Linked DNA regions of Mus musculus: all the other regions are linked to region 1. The links are chromatin contacts, found by POLR2A ChIA-PET in ENCODE. All regions are on one chromosome and are shown on one strand. Each heading gives the region's core, a stretch centred on a gene start or an enhancer-like site at or near the end of the contact. The rest is flanking DNA. Distances are from core to core; before and after follow the strand shown. Region 1 holds the start of Ptbp1 (polypyrimidine tract binding protein 1). Region 2 holds the start of Cdc34 (cell division cycle 34). Region 3 holds the start of Tmem259 (transmembrane protein 259).

Region 1 (3,711 bases), core at 743-3,242:
TCCTGTGTGCTGGGCCAGTGTCCTAATGCTGAGCCATACTCCCAGCCCCTAACTGAGGCATTCTAGGCTGGGGCTCCACCCCTGAGCTACACTCAACTCATTGGGGAATTCTAGGCTGGGGTTCCACCCCGGAGACACACCCCTAGGCCCTCTTTGGGGGGTTCAAAGCAGAGGTTCCCCCTCCCCCTGCCCTCTTTACTATGTTGACCAACCTGGTCTTGAACTCACTCTGGCTAGGCATAGAGGCACAGACCTGTCATTTCACCACAGGATTCGGAAACAGGACAATCACTGCTGGCCAGTCTGAGATATGAATTCCAGGACAATCTGGGTCACAAAGTTGAGAATTTGTCTCAAAAACAATTCTAGCTGGGCATGGTGGCACACACCTTTGATTCCAGCACTCAGGAAGCAGGGGCAGTGGATCTATGTGAGGCCAGCCTCAGGCTGGGTCTCTGCAGCGCAGGGGTTGGGATTCGGAATTAAATGTTCCCCACTGGGTAATGGAGGTCTGATTCGGATCAGGAAGCAGATAAGGAATTGAAGGTGAACAAGACCATTCAGTGGTTCCGGGAAGCAAGGCGTGGTGGGGCTGGCCATTAACTCAGGAGGCAGATCTCTGGGCCTTAGAGGCCAGCAGGAGTTCGGTATAGCCAGGGCTACACACAAACCGTTTTCATAAGAAAGGTTCTGGGAGGTCTCTGAAATGGCTTTCAACAAACTCTGCTAGTGTAGACCTGTGCTTCTTGGACATGAGCAGCCTCCAACTTCACTGGCAGCCACCCGTGCAGGTTAGCTTCTGAGGGTGGGGCTCCTGCTTGGCACCAGCCACCCAGAGAACAAAAACTGGCAGCCAACCTTATCCCTGATGGTCCAGCCAGGACCTGATGGGAGTCCCAGAGGGCTCAAATCCTATGCCTTGTTGTGTGTGTGTATGTGTTTTCTAAATCCGCGAGACGGTCCTGATTAGTGATTCTGGGCCTTCAAGCTAGCTGCTGTGCCGGCTGGCTGGGGCCTGAAAGACCTCACTCCCAGCGCGGCCTCCATGGAAATCGGCAGCCGCCCCTAATCCAGGCTGGAATCCTCTGGCACCAAGCCCGCGTTGGGGCTCCAAGGCTGTTGGGCCCCTGGCCAGATCTGCAAGGAAACCAGTATAGCCGCCAGCCCCTTTGCCCCGCCTCCCACGAGCCCTGTATTACAGAAAAGGGAGGCCAGTGCTCTGGGCTCACCTCCCGTGCAGGGCGGAGGAGAAACTTTTCCCCCTTGCCTGGCTTTTTTTTTTTTTTTAGCAGATAACCAGGCAGACAAGAATCCGGATAGTTTGTGCCTTTGGGAGTCCTACCAAAGGATCTGTTTTATAGCCTGCACTAGGCCTTGGAGAACCCGTCTTGCTTTGTGATACCCCAGGACTGGAAGGCAGAATCCTGGCTGCTGGGGTGAAGGTACAAGAGGGCGGAGTTTCGTCCCTCCAGTGGATTCTGCGGCTGCTGAGTTTGTAGCCTCGTTTCCCCAGCTTTAGGCAGAACCAGCCACACTGCGGCTCCTTTCCTCGGTTTCCCCATCCCTGCGACACAGATGGAGCTTGGCTGCTGTGGGTAGACAAAAGACGGAAAGAGATGATTCACAATCTAGTCGCGACTGCGTCTATGAAGCACGTGGCCTCCACCTCGTTGCGATCTAGTCCAGGAGAAACTCGGTTGAAAGGCCAAATTCTGGCCACGTGACCACAAGCAAGCTAGGGCAATACGGGGTTTTCTGCCCGCTTCTAAGATGGCGAAGCAGCTTGCTTTACTCTCACGTTGGAGGCTAACGGCTTCCAGTGCCTGCTTGCAATATGGAGGCAACCTCCAGAATGCACGCTTCTCTGCGTCTGACCCGCCACGTACCCACTCTCAAGATGGCGTCCCACGGGTCGAACAAAGGCTCGCTCATTGGCTCAGATGGTATCACGTGCGTCTACTCATTCACTCCCTCCCCCTCCCCCACCGGCCGTTTCCGTCTTCCGTCTTGACTGACGGCCGTCCCGCCCAACAGCTGTCTGCTGTCTGGATGCGTTTCGCCCTTGGAGTAACCTTTTGACCAATAGAAGGCCCTGGCGGGGGCAGGCGGGGTTGACCACGCCCACAGACCGCAGCGGGAACCAATGAGGATCGCGCGCGGGGGACGTGTGCGGGCGTCTCCGCCATCTTGTGAGTCTATAACTCGGAGCCGTTGGGTCGGTTTCTGCTATTCCTGCGCCTCCGCTCCGTTCCCCGCGGGTCTCTTCCGTGTGCCATGGACGGGTAAGTCCTGCCGCGCCCCTCGCACGCCGCTCCGCTCACCACTCCGTCCCAGCCATCGCTGCCGCGCGCGTGGACTTTTGGCCCCCGCCGATCCCTCTAACCGCTGCAATGGGCGCGTGCGTGTGGCCTCGTTCCGCGTGGCGCGCTCGGAATCCCGGGCGTCTGAGGCCCTTAAGGAAGCCGGTTGGCTTAGGGCGACCGCACCCAGCTTTCGGCTCCCCTTAAGCCCCTCGCCCAGCGCACTTCCGGTGCCCGCGCGGTTCATCCGGAGGAACCCAGCGCCCCCCTCCCGCCCTCCGCGTGCACGCGCGCTCCCTCCGGTGAGACGCGCTCACTCGGAGCGGCTCGGCCGCTGCGATCCTTCCCGCCTGCCGTGCTCCAATCCGGCCGGCTCGCCCTGTGCCCCGAGCAATGTCGCTTCGCACGCCGCATGCGACCCCGGGTGCGCGCGCGTAGTAGGGCGCGCGCCCTGGTGCGGGCACGCGCGCGGACCTGTGCCGAACGCGCCCGCCCTTCCCGCCTGGGGGGAGGTGTCCGGAGGAGGCCTCCAGGGCCCCCCATTGGAGGGGCGGGTGGGCCAGAGTGAGGTTCAGTTCGGTCTCCGGTGTGGGCGCCGGCCTGGCATCCGTATCTCCCACATGCTTCCCGGATGCCCCCTCCACTGGCAACTTTTTGTAGTTTTCGGTTTGTTTTGGAGACCGGATCTCATTGTAGGCTGGTCTGAAAGATCTGCTTGCGCTTGCCTCTGCTTGCGTAGTGATGGGACTAAAGGCCTGCGTCACCAGGCCCCGACTTTTTTGTTGAAACTTTTTGTTTGGCTTTTGGATAAGGACTGGCCTTGAATTCCTGATTTTCCCCACCTTAACCTCCCTAGTGCTTTGAGTCACCAGGCTTAGTAAGCGGCTTTCCTTTTAACACGATTCTGAAAAGTAGTTTGGCCTAGCTTCAAGCTGAGTACCTATGGCAGTCCTCCTGCCTCAGCCTTCTAAGTGCTGAGATGACAGACAGGAGTCTCCAGTTGCCTCCTTTGAGCAACTTACCGAGGATCTTTGAGCGGGGTGTGGTGGTGCACACCTTTAATCCTGCCAGAGATAGGCAGATCGAAGTGAGTTCTAGAAGGGAGTGCAGAGAAATGTCGCAAAAGATTCTTTGAAAACAGTAAACCAAGCAGAGGGTTACACATACCCCAGCCACCACTTCTGGTGGAATCCCTTCACGAGGCAGACCCCTGAGAGCCATTTGGTAACCTGCCAGCTGTGGTAGGCTTGCTGCTGCCTGTAAGCAGGCTAGGTGTGAGGCGGCAGGGTGCAGTCACGAGGGGCTGGGGTTGATCAGTAACCTAGGGTGTATCCCGGCAGCTCTGTTGGTTTGTAAATGGTAACAAGGCCACTTTGCCTGCCATCAGCAGTGTGGCCCTGGAGGAGCTCCC
Region 2 (3,711 bases), core at 479-2,978, 170 kb before region 1:
TCATAGTTTTCAGAGTCTTATGGGAAGAAATGGTCCCACAATCCCTGCCCAGACCTCCTAGCCCTGTTCCTAGGATGTGCCCACGACTAAGGCTTATCATGAACCATTCCCTGCAGCTTGGGGTGGGAGCAGCCAGAATGTTCTGACTGGATGTCCCCTTGCTGTGAGGAGACCTGGATTATCCTCATCAGATGACCAAGGTCTGTGACTGGGGACTTGGATCATGACATCCATGTCCTAACATGTCAAGGTAGATGACCCCAGTCACCAGAAGCCAGGCCAACACCCTTCCCAGATGCTCAATACCCAGCATTCACGATATCTTTGAAGCCCAGGTGCAGGCTCGCCTGGGAGTAGGGAGAAGTATGTTCCACCTGAAGGGAGGGGCACCCTGTCCGTTTATACATCAAGGGCTTCCTAAGTGCAGGCTGTGGGAGTGGTCATCTCAGACACACAGGAAAACCTGAGCTACTTGCTATGTGCTGACAACTAGGTGACAGTGTAAGATGGGCAGTGTGACATGCACAACAGGGGCAGATACTTCTGGAAGTCCTTGGAAAAGAGCGTGACCAGAAAGACTTCTAGCCCAAGAGTCTAGGGCTCCCAGGGGGAGGACAGCCAAGGTAGTGCCACACATGAAGTGGCATTGGACCCTGGGCTCTTCCCTGGTCATATCAACCAGCCCCACCTTTGACACCGTTTCCCTGTCCCCAAACAGGTCTACCTGCTATCCCCGACATGACAGGATGTCGGAGCACCTGTGGTGGGAGCTGCCCTTTCCCAGCCCCAAGTGTTGATGCAGCTGTAGTCCTCCAGAACGCCCACAGTCAGGGTGAGTGGCCAGTACAGCCTAGGGACAGAACCACCCACCCCTAAAGGTCACGGGTACACCACACACACACCCTGCTGCAAAGCTTAAATATGCTGCCACCACCAATACTAATGACCAAATGTCCAAGAAAGGAGTTATGGGTGTCTGTGCTGAACAACCTCAAGGTCTTTGCGTGTCTGTTCCGGATCCTGTAAACTTTTGGGTTATGCCTCACCACTGCTTTCTGGTCGATTTAAGCAAGACTAGGGTGTGGTCAAAGGTCAGTCTGAAGGGGTTCAGACTCCACCTCCTGGAAGCCACGTCTGCAAACCCCAAGTCGTTGATTCCCTGCGCTTCTACCTGAGCCCATAGAGACCAAATGGGGCCATCTAACGCTTCATGCTGGGAAACAGGGGCGGATCCTGCTCCGCTCCCGCACAAGCCACGCCCAATTCCCCACCCACAACCACGCCCCCTGAACGTCACAAAAAAAGGCCCCCAAAGCCGCAGCTGCCACTCCGCAGCGCGCAGCCCGGCCCTGCCGGCCACCCCGCACACAGGCATCCGCGGAGCTCTTCCGGCCGGAGGCGACGGCGGCCTCCGGAGCTTCGGAAACGCAAGGCGCCTGCGCGGCAGGGCGGGGGACGACGACTACACTTCCCGGTGTGCCCCGCGGGCGGGCGCGCAGACACATTCCGGACCCGGTGGAGGCGTCGCACAGGCGCATTCTAGACCCGGCAGTGGCGCGCAGGTGCATTTCCGGCCCGGCAGCAGCGGCGCGCAGCCGCACTCTAGGCCCGGGTGTGGCACGCAAGCGCTTTCGGGGCCCGAAGGAGGCACGCAGGCGCATTCGGGGTCGGGAGCCGGTGCGCAGGCGCATTCGAGGCCCGGCGGCTGCGGCGCGCAGGCGCGTTAGGCGCGGGCCGGGCCGGGCCGAAGCGAGCGCCGGGCGGGCAGCGGCGCCAGAGCGAGTGGAGCCTTCGGGGTCCCCGGGTGGCGGCGGCGGCGGCGGTGCAGAGGAGGAAGGCGGCGGCTCTCCCCCTGCCGGCGCGCGACCCGGTCCGTCTCGCGAGCTCGCGCCGGTCCCGCGGCCCGGCCCGGCCCCGGGCCCCTCCGTCGCCGCCGCCGCCACCGCCATGGCCCGGCCGCTGGTGCCAAGCTCGCAGAAGGCGCTGCTGCTGGAACTGAAGGGGCTGCAGGAGGAGCCGGTGGAGGGCTTCCGGGTGACGCTGGTGGACGAGGGTGACCTGTACAACTGGGAGGTGGCCATCTTCGGGCCCCCCAACACCTACTATGAGGGCGGCTACTTCAAGGTGAGCAGAGCCTCAGTTTCCTCTTTGTGCCTGCCTCTCTCCCAGGCTCCTCGTGCAAAGCGGCTCCTCCCTTTTTTGTTGGGCACGTGCTGACCTTACCCCGGGGACTGGTCTCCCTAAGCTGTCCTCCAACAGGCTACAGGATCAGGGACTGCTAATGTATGCCGCATGCCCAGGCAACTCCCCACCACGAGACGCAGGGGCCTCTAGAGCCTGCTGCTGGTCAGCGTGTTCCCAGGTTGTCCTACACTGGACTAAACTTGTACCTGGGAAAGGATCTTTCCCTGTTGTCCCCACCCTTCCATAATGCTTCTGGTAAAGGGTCTCTCCGGGGACAGTTGTTTTCCTTCTTGTCCCGTCCCCCTCTCAACCCCCCCCCTCCGGTTAGTTCCCCCTACCCCAAGACACAGAAGCCTCTGGAGCCCCCTGCTGGCAAGCATTTTCCCAGGTTGTTCCTCACCCTACCAGCATGTGGTAAAACCTGGAAAGGTTCTTAGGTTGTCCCAAGACATAAAGGACCACGGGCAGCTGCTAGCTGGTATCCCAAGGCCCTGCCCCCTACGCTGGAACACAGAACCAGGGCAGCCGCTGGCCGATGTGTCCCCAGAGAAGGGACGTGTAGCCTGGACAGCCACCTGCTCCAGTTCCAGTAGAGGCCCTGATAGGGCCTTGGCAGCCTTGCCTGCTTGGACAACAGCCACCTTTAGCCCTAGCCAGGCTTTATGTAATGCATTCCAAGGGGGCAGTGGGGGGTCCACCCTGAATCTTGGAGCCACACCCTGGGTTCCTTCTTTGGGCCCTGGACCCTAGAGCTCTGTGTTTGCCCCACCCTGACAGCCTTTCTCAGGTTCCACTGAACAGGTGGCTTCTTAGGGGCCTGATTTTTCCTTCTAGATAGTGTCGTCTGCCCTCTGGTGGCTTCACGCTCAATGCACCAGATGTTCTTGTGGTTGGGAGCAGGGAACACTGGGAAGCCTCCAACACTGGAAATGTGTGGCCAGCTATAGGTACCCCCATCAGCACAGTTAGATCATCCTGCTTACTGGGGGCTAGAATAACTAGCAGAATCACAGAATCTCATGCTAGGGCCAAAAGGGACAAGATGAGGACCGGGTGGATGCACAAATCCCAGCCAATCTAGGGTCCCTAGTGTAGGGCCATGGTAGATATTTGTTTGTGTGTCTTCTTCCTTGCCTCCCACCTGGATGTGGTCTGAATTAAGAAATATCTGGATGCTCTTAGCACCTTGTCTCCTGTATTTGCTGGGAGGGGCAGTGGGAACTGCCAGGAGGACAAGTTCTGTTCAGAGCAGGGTCACCTGACCTGTTCCTCATCTGTAAAGGGATTGTGGGTAGAGTCTCCTAGACTCACATAATTCTTGAGATAGCTTAGGATGCTCGGCAAGATGTCAATCAAGTCTGTCAGCGTGGGAGCCTCCTGTATGGTGTGGGTGGCTGAGACATGGGGAGACTCTGTAAGGGGGCAACTGTGAGGAGCTTCGTCTGGACAGCCCAGCCTGTTTCACTTTGGGGCTGTCCAGGAAGAGGTTGGGAGCACCCTTCCTGTTCCTGAGCCTCAGTTTGCTCA
Region 3 (3,711 bases), core at 731-3,230, 130 kb after region 1:
TCAGAAATCCGCCTGCCTCTGCCTCCCGAGTGCTGGGATTAAAGGCGTGCGCCACCACCGCCTGGCTCTCTATTACACTCTTAACTCCCTTCCCTGAGCCATGAATAAACTCTATTCTACACTATAAAGACAAAACCAAATACCAGCCTCAGCCAGGATCTCCACGAGATCATGACCCACCCAAGGGTGCCACTTAGCACCTTTCAGGGCTCAAATCCACTTGGTGCAGGGACTTGAGCTGGTGCCACATACCTCCTTGCCCTCTGACCCCTGCCACATCCTAAGGTCTAAGGCACCATGCTGTGCCCCCCTATCCCATGGCTGCCCAGTTTCGGTCCTTGAGGCTCTGAAGCCAGCAGAGGAGATACCAAGCCCAACAGTTCTTCTCTGGGCCTCTGTAGGAGCTGACACCTAGGCTGGGGTGGGAACAGGGCGCAGGGTGGTACAAGCCTAGCAGGCCTTGGCTGTGAGGCGTCCCTTCTAGGAAGGTTGGGTGGAAGCTGGGCAGGCAGGACGGGCAGGAAACACAGCAAATGGGCTCCCAGAAACGTCAGCAGCTCCAGAAACCAGCTGCTGTGTGGCTTGTTTATCCCAGTTAAGAAAGAGGATAAGGTCTACTGTCATCCAGCCGACCCTGTCTCTGACTAGACATTGGGCACCCACCCGGAGCCCTGAGGGTGTGGAGGGCAGGAAGGAAGATGGAGCATGGGCTCATCTGCAGCCAATGAACTGGGGCCTGAGGGGATGCCCACAGCTGTCTTGAGCTCAAGCTAGATCTACCTATGAAACCCCCGAACGCTCAGTTCTGAGAAGCACCAGGAGTGAGTCCCAAACTCACCAATGCCCTCCAATATCAGCATGCCAGCCACCAAGCCATGACCCCAACACCAGAAGGCCCAGGCAGCTCCTCAGAGAGAGCCTGGTGCCATCCCTCGAGTAGCCTTTGTGACCGAGAACCGGGATCTCCCGGGAGCACATGAAGAAGACACAGCCAGGGCAGGTGCTGGCTGTAGAGGTCCCTGGCCAATCTGGCTGTGACTCTGTGGCTGACCCTAGTGAGATGACCTCACCCAAAGCCACAGAAAACCTGGCAAGAGTCTGAAAACAGTGAAGTAACAGAAAATTTGAGCAGTGACACTGGGGGGTAGGGGGCTGTCCCCAGGGGGTTGGTTCAGGGTGTGCTGGAATGGGACTGACTAGTAGAGACTGGACTGAGAGAATCAGGGTAGAATAGAAATGACAGGCGGGACAGGGCCTCCAGCACAGGAGGTGGTCTACAGTGGAAAGTCAGGAATGGAATGGAAATGACCATATTGTTCTCAGTGGAGGTGCAGGACAGGATGGGAGTGACAGGTGGGAAGGTGGACCTCGAGTCCAAAATCCTACTCCAAGAGGACACTGGGCTCTGGTCTTGAGTGGAAAAATTTGGGGCCTAGGCTCCCAAGTGGCAGACTGAGGCCAAAGGGCAGGAGGCGGGGCCTGAGAGCTGAGGAAGTGAGGACCAGAGATAGCATCTGTAAGAGTGGTATCAGGGTATCCAGGCGTCAGGAGCCAAGTGGTAAAGTTGCCGGGGGTGGGCGAGCGGATGACAGCTGGGGTCAGGGGTCAGAGGTCAGGGGTCAGAGGTCACCTTGAGCAGAACGAAGAATTCAAAGAGGCGGCGGAAAGCAGGTGGGAAGAGGCGTGAGTAGGTGACGGCCATCTTGAAGAAGAGAGCGTGGAAGAGCCGGTCGCGCACGTTGATGAGCGGGTTGGGGTTGAGATTGGGGCCGCGAGGGCCGCGCACGGGCGCCGCGCCACCACCCCCGCCGCCGTTGGGCCCGGGCCCTGGGGCTGCCGCGTGCTCCGACATCACCGCCCCGCGTCACCCCGGCGGCCGCCGGCTGACCCCCGCCGCGTCCCGGCCGCCGGATCCCCCCCGCCGCCCCCGGCCGCCGCCGCCGCCTGCCCCTTTGCTCGCGTCCGTCCGGCCCGCGACGCCGGCGAGAGCGCCGGGCCAGAGCGCCGCCCGTGCGCGGGGCACGCTGGGATCGCCGCGGCCGCCCGAGGAGGCCGGGCTTCAGGGCCGAAAGGCGGGCACCACGAGTAGTGGGCGGAGCCTGACTTTACACATTTCATGCGGGTCGCCTCAGCGCTAAAGGGCAGAGTACCATGGAGTTCAGTTTATTTTCCTAGTGCTCCTTCAAGCTTTGTCCGGTCTCGTTTGCAGTGAGCTTGCAATTTGCAGGGGCTACACGGAGTGCATTAAAGAGCAGCCCCGTTTGTTTGCATATATTCACTCCCACATACTGTGGCACGGCCTGGGGTGGAGTCGTGTGTCACGATTCATTTGCATTGAGCTTTATCTTTATATATGTGAGTACACTGTCGCTGTCTTCAGTCTCACCAGAAGAGGGCATCAGATACACCAGAAAGGAGTTGTGAGCCACCATAACGGAGGCTGGAACTTCAACTCAAGATCTCTGGAAGAGGCGTCAGTGCTCTTAGCCATGTCTTTAGCCCAGAGCTCTATCTTAAGCATTGAGCGGCAGTGTCGGGTGTAATTCGTTTGGTTTGTGGAGGGATCCAGGTTAGCGGTGGGCGATCTGTGGGGCGTGGTCTCAGAAACAAGCTAAAACATTTGCATCCACCTGCGGGCGGGGCGACGTTGCCCGTCGTATTTGTATATGGTTTCCTATTGGCGGAGAATTAGAGGGGGCGGAGACGCACTTAGTAAGGCCTATTTACATAGGGCTTCACTCTGGCCACAGCCTCACTTAGGGGCGGGGTCTGCTGAGGACTCATTACCCACCCTGCCCTGGGAGGCAGGGCTTCCTAACTGCTCATTAGCATAATGTTTTCATTGGCGGCCGCAGCGCTGAAGGGCGAAATTCCATGGATAGTTTACTAGCAGACAGTTTCACCATCGCACCAGTATCACGGATTCCGCGCTGATCCGGCTACCACTGAGGGGCGGAGCCTCGTAGTGCCTGTCTAATTTGCATATGACTTCCCAGAAGGCTTCGCTGGCACAAGCTTCTCCCAGACAGCTATATTAATTAGTTAAATGTGAGCTTTCACGCGGATAGATAATTATTCTGAGCGGTGTTATGAGTGGTAGCCTTTCTTTTTGACATGTGAAAACGTTACTTTATCCAAACAAAAACAAAAAAAAATCATAATTACTGTATGTGAAAAGTAATTTGCTTCTCTGCCTTTAAATACCTGAGGCAAAAAACCGTCGCTTGTGCTCGCTTCGGCAGCACATATACTAAAATTGGAACGATACAGAGAAGATTAGCATGGCCCCTGCGCAAGGATGACACGCAAATTCGTGAAGCGTTCCATATTTTGTTTCATCTCAAAATAACGCAATTGACCCTTTGAAGTCTCCTTTTCTACTATAGCTGCCACATTCCCGTACAATTTGCCTGAACAAGGGCATTTATTGACCGGTTACTGCGCACTCGAAGGAAGCTGTCTGTTTTTAGGACGCAGCAGAGCTGTCTCTGTATGCACCGTGCCCTAACGTTGTGCGCCTTCTATATACCTCCAGCTTGAAGGAAGGACTAGGAGCATCTGTATGATGGAACAAGATGAGAATTTCTGCATCCGGACTGGGCGGCCAGGAAAAGGGCGGGGCGCTTTACCGGCTGAGCGAAGGGAACCCCTCCCTCCTAGCTTTCAGATACCCCAGAGTCACCGTCTGCTGTTACCCAGAGCACCTTGCAA

What was found. ChIA-PET counts read pairs that join two places held with the same protein, here RNA polymerase II (POLR2A).
Region 2: POLR2A ChIA-PET joins it to region 1 with 18 read pairs in embryonic stem cell. The contact joins the promoter of Cdc34 here to the promoter of Ptbp1 in region 1. POLR2A ChIA-PET finds 5 or more read pairs at or near these places in 3 of 5 experiments (Patski and embryonic stem cell).
Region 3: POLR2A ChIA-PET joins it to region 1 with 25 read pairs in embryonic stem cell. The contact joins the promoter of Tmem259 here to the promoter of Ptbp1 in region 1. POLR2A ChIA-PET finds 5 or more read pairs at or near these places in 3 of 5 experiments (Patski and embryonic stem cell).

What each region holds. Positions count from the first base shown.
Region 1 is chr10:79,852,440-79,856,150 of GRCm38, forward strand. Ptbp1 (polypyrimidine tract binding protein 1) reads left to right here and starts at 1,993. Exons shown (of 14, transcript NM_001077363.2): 1 at 1,993-2,282. The coding sequence starts at 2,275. E130317F20Rik (RIKEN cDNA E130317F20 gene) reads right to left here and starts at 2,532. Exons shown (of 1, transcript NR_029447.1): 1 at 1-2,532.
Region 2 is chr10:79,680,467-79,684,177 of GRCm38, forward strand. Cdc34 (cell division cycle 34) reads left to right here and starts at 1,729. Exons shown (of 5, transcript NM_177613.2): 1 at 1,729-2,124. The coding sequence starts at 1,948.
Region 3 is chr10:79,982,280-79,985,990 of GRCm38, forward strand. It overlaps Tmem259 (transmembrane protein 259), which reads right to left and starts at 1,981. Exons shown (of 11, transcript NM_001003949.4): 1 at 1,631-1,981. The coding sequence starts at 1,852. Gm26243 (a small nuclear RNA gene) reads left to right here and starts at 3,227; the gene lies at 3,227-3,333.